Linked DNA regions of Homo sapiens: region 2 is linked to region 1. A link is an interaction called in ENCODE POLR2A ChIA-PET data of the cell type or tissue named here. Cell type or tissue: GM12878. All regions are shown on one strand.

Evidence for each region. ChIA-PET counts read pairs that join two places held together with the same protein. Peaks named below come from ENCODE experiments on the same cell type or tissue, not always from the same donor. Only the 100,000 strongest peaks of a DNase experiment are listed, where the experiment ranks them.
Region 2: POLR2A ChIA-PET joins it to region 1 with 6 read pairs; 2 of 35 experiments call an interaction of 5 or more read pairs at or near these places.

What each region holds. Positions count from the first base shown.
Region 1 is chr14:56,621,683-56,624,182 of GRCh38, reverse strand. It overlaps TMEM260 (transmembrane protein 260), which reads right to left. Exons shown (of 16, transcript NM_017799.4): 11 at 2,481-2,500. Among named protein-coding and RNA genes, the nearest start is that of TMEM260, 43 kb to the right of the region's middle. In GM12878, no CTCF peak of the experiment used is centred here; no DNase peak of the experiment used is centred here.
Region 2 is chr14:57,254,075-57,256,574 of GRCh38, reverse strand. All of the region lies in intron 1 of EXOC5 (exocyst complex component 5), which reads left to right. Among named protein-coding and RNA genes, the nearest start is that of EXOC5, 14 kb to the left of the region's middle. In GM12878, no CTCF peak of the experiment used is centred here; a DNase peak (open chromatin) is centred at 1,516; H3K27ac peaks cover 301 bases.

The sequences.
Region 1 (2,500 bases):
TATAATGAATAAGATATAATCCCTGCCCTGGAGAAGCTCAATCATGTAATAATCTAGGCCTCAAAGTTAAAAACTCTTTTGGCATTTCAAATTATCTGAATTTATTAGTAGCCCTATATTAATTACATATCCTTACAAGTTTACACATTCTTTTGATTTAAATAATTTACTTATATTAGAAAAAATCATTTTACTTAATTCTATACTTAACACATACTTAACTCTATACTTTGATATGTATTCATTCCCTCTTTTTAAAGAAGAGACTCCCATTAACACCACCAAAGCTTTGTTATGTTCGGATATCATCATTTGAGAAATTGTGCTTATGTTTTACTTGTCTTATGTAAGACATTACCCAGCAAATGACAAATTAATTTTAATCTAAGTCTAAACTGTAAATACTCAAAAAATACTTACTGAATTAGGCTTTATTACCCAATAGTTCTGGTTCTGGAGGATATTAATATTAATTACATACCCACTGTGTGCTATGGACTTTACTGTTCCTCATTTGGTTCTCAAAATAACCTTGCTATGTGAGAATAACTGTATCAGACACTGTTGATTGCCCACTCAACAGTGAATACCTTCTTCTTTTTCACTAATGCAATCTTCATTTTGATCAGGTAGCTCAGGCTGCAATGTTCTCAGTCTAGTCATTCTCCTTTGCTAATAAGCAGTTTAGGTGTGAGTATATGACTCAGTATTGGTCAGTGGGGCCTGAGTGGAGGTCTGCTGGGGGGCTTCTGGGGCACATGTTATTTCCAATAAATAGAGAGAGGGAGATACCCCAGAAGAAGCACTGTGCTTTGTTTTAGGTTGTGATGTTTGGAACTGGGCATGCATCCTGTGACTGGGAGGGAAAAGTCAAGAGAATGGCAGAAAAACTGCCTCAGAAACTGACGTCCCTGAACTGCTCATATTATCAATCCTAACATCACCTATCTCCAGACTGCGTCTCATGTGAGGCTAAAAACTCAGTCATTTAAGTCAGGTATTCTGTTTCTTGCATTCAAATGCACCCTAACTTACATAATGATGACTTACATTTCATAAATAAGGGAACAGAAGCTCTGAGAGGAAAAATCATTAGCCCCATGTCACATATCCAGGAAGTGACAGAATGAGGACTTGAGTTTAGGTCTAATTCACTTTCTAATCCATGCTTCTCAACTACAGGAGCTGACATTCTAAACAGTGTTTAAAATCATAGTGTGGAACCATGTTATTAACAAATAACATAGCTTTTGTCAGAATCTAGACTGAAGTTCAAATTAATCAATCGGCATCCATGATATAAATGCAACTGCTTATAAAAATGTAAAATTGTATATTTACAAATCTGTTTATAAAGTTTTCTCCAAAAATTATAATTATTCATTAATTCAACAAAGTGCATTAAGTACTATGCCTAATAATTTGTTCAATTGAATTCATCATATTATTCTTTTAAGATTAAGAATTTCTCTTTTCCTAATGACTGCTCTAAAAACACCAGAGACAGGTTTCTTCCCTTTTATGTATCTATGGCTTAAATAATAAATCTTAGTTTAAATAGTTCTTCAATGAAAAAAAAAGTTTTCATAGCCCTCAAAATTTTCACAAGTCCTCTCTTAATGTATTTTTGTCACAGCATTAAGAAAGTTTATATAAAAATTCTATAGCATAATTATGGTTAATAATTTCTATTTTGAGTGAAATGTTTACTTACCTACAGTATGATTTATTTCATATTCAATATAATTTATTTTAATCCCTGGACCAATGGGCAAGGTAAATTTGAATGGTTGAGTTAGCTGAATATAAAATAACAATTTTTTTTTTTTTTTTTTTTTTTGAGACGGAGTCTCGCCCTGTTGCCCAGGCTGGAGTGCAGTGACACGATCTCGGCTCACTGCAAACTCTGTCTCCCAGGTTCACACCATTCTCCTGCCTCAGCCTCCCGAGTAGCTGGGACTACAGGCGCGTGCCACCACACCCGGCTAATTTTTTGTATTTTTAGTAGAGACGGGGTTTCACCATGTTAGCCAGGATGGTCTCGATCTCCTGACCTCGTGATCCGCCAGCCTCAGCCTCCCAAAGTGCTGGGATTACAGGCGTGAGCCACTGCGCCCGGCCTGAATGTAAAATAACAATTTAAAAATAGATTTACCATACAACAAACACTTTTATGGTTTGTCACATGAACTAGAGACCTAAAACATTATGAATCTAACATGAAACACATTAATTCTTAAAACGTTCAGTTTAAATGTTTTTAAATGAGAAAGAAGCAACTAGTGTGACTTACACTATTAGTTAAAATAAAAAAAAGTATGCCCATATATATTCTACCTAACATGTAGAATGTCATATATATTCTACCTAACAGTGATCATGAAAACTGTACCCGTCCACCATTTTAAAAAAGATGTTTTTTCCAAAACATATGTTTTTAAATCATCGCTATATTCTAAGTATATTTTTCATATACTTACTTCCTGATCCACTAATGAAA
Region 2 (2,500 bases), 630 kb before region 1:
CTTTACTTCTTCATATACATTTGGGGAGCAGCTCTTCTGACATTCTGGTTGGGTCTCATCCTGGAGGAAAATTAGAAGAAGAAGGCTAGTGAGATGAACTGTGGCCCCCACTGCTATAGCTGGTCTCGGAGTTGCAACTGATATTCACTGTCTCTCACCTCTACTATCGATTGTAACTCTGCCTTACCTTCAACTGGTACCTCTGATGTTCTTGGTATCTTAACTGGTTATAATACCCTTTTTAGGCCAGGGTTGTAACACTTGTCCATACATTTTCAGAATTGGTTGAGGGGGTGTTAAGAGATCCCTGAGAGGATCATCTGTGTGCCAAACATACTGCTCTCTGCCCCCATTGTGTATTAGCAGCCCTGCCTCATCCTGATCATTATGGTTGATTGCCCTAGCCAAAGATGATCACTCCTCTTCTTATTCCCTAGATATAAAGAGACAATATGACCAGGCAGTACTTGTAGTTATAGTTTAATGACACTCTTACTATGTTCGTAGGCAAAAGTGTTCCTTCTTTGGGCACCAAGACTATTCCGGAAGAACCTAGAGTTACAGGGATCCCAAGCACAAACTGGGAGTCATGATAAGTGAACCCACTTTCTGCTTTTACCTCTTGTTGCCAGACTCATGTGTTTTTCCTATGGGAGTCACAGCATCATATAAAGCCTTTTAATTCAGAATATATACTGCATCTTGGAGAATAGTGCTTCCTTTTTTTTTTTTTTTTGCTTTTGGAGACGGAGTCTTGCTCAGTCGCCCAGGCTGGAGTACAGTGGTGTGATCTTGGCTCACTGCAACTTCTCCCTCCTGGGTTGAAGCAATTCTCCTACCTCAGCTTCCCGAGTAGCTAGGACTACAGGTGCCCACCACCAACCCAGCTAATTTTTTGTATTTTAGTAGAGACAGGGTTTCACTGTATTGCCCAGGCTGGTCTCGAACTCCTGAGCTCCGGCCTGAGCCACCACACCCGATCAGTGCATCATTTTAATAGAGTATGCCCTCTGAACTGGTGCTTCAGCTGTGCCTTCATCAGGGTGTTCCAGTGCTCTGTTAGTCTGCCTACCTCTGGTTGGTGTGGTTTATGATATGACCAGTGAATCCCATGGTTACCTCCTTTGCTGTAAACTGGGTGCCTGGGTCCTTTGGTGTGATATGGTATGTGGAGTCCTGTGCCAGAGGAACAAACACTGCCTCTGAGGAAAGGCAAATCCATCTCAAATGTTTCTACTTCTATCAAAGTAAAATATTCTTTTTTCTAGGGTAGAAAGGGCCCAGTGTAGTCAACTTGCCAACCATGTGATTAGTCTTGAATGGGGCTATTTTAGGGGCTTAGAGTTGGTCTCTGTCACTGTTAGGCTAGATATTTGGTTTCACAGTAGCTGGATCAGCCTTGGTAAGTAGGACCCCTTGCAGTTGGGGCCATGTTGTCTGTACTGTGTCTGCTTTGTTCATGTGCTCAGAGTGCTAATGCCAAGCAAAGTCATTTTTTCTACTTGGTTGCTTAGTTCCTCTTTCATGGTATATGTTCTCTGGTGCTAACATGTTATACAAAGAACTTCATACTTTGCATCCAGTTTCATGTATCTGTCTGTCTTAGTCAGCTCAGGCTTCCATAACAAAATTCCATAGACTGGATGGCTTCAACAACAGAAATTTATTTCTCAGTGTTCTGGGGGCTGAGAAGTCCAAGATCAAAGTGCCAGCAAGGTAGTTATCATGCTGAGGCCTCTTCTCTTAGCTTGTAGGCACCACCGTCTCACTTTGTGCTCACGTAATCTCTTCTTTGTGCAGAGAGAGATTTCTTTTTCCTGTAAGAACATTAATCCCATAATGAGTGCCTGTACCTTGTGACCTCATCTAACACTGATTACCTCCCCAAAGGTCCCATCTCCAAATACCATCACATTGGGAGTTAAGTCTTCAACCTATGAATTTTGGGAGGACAGTTCTTTCATTGTATAGTCCATATGCCTCTCTACTCCAGACTTTCTTGTCCTTGGTCTTCCAATCTTAACTTACTTCTCTGATAGCTAGGCCCTTTGCCATTTCCTGTGTAAGGTGGCATCTCATGGTAGTTTTGATTTGCATTTCCCTAAATATTAGTAATGTTGGGCATTTTTTTTTTTTTTGGAACAGATTCACTCACTCTGTTACCCAGGCTGGAGTGCAGTAGAGTGATCTGGGCTCACTGCAACCTCTGCCTCACGAGTTCAAGTGATTCTCCTGCCTCAGACTCCCAAAGAGCTGGGACTACAGGCACTCGCCACCACACCGAGCTAATTTTTGTGTTTTTAGTAGAGACAGGGCTTTGCTGTGTTTGCCATCCTGGTCTCGAACTCCTGACCTCAAGAGATCTGCCTGCCTCTGCCTCCCAAAGTGCTGGGATTACAGGTGTGAGCCACTGCGCCCAGCCAGTGTTAGGCATCTTTTCATGTGCTTATTGGCCATTTATATATCTTTGGAGAAACATCTGTTCAGTCCTTAGCCCATT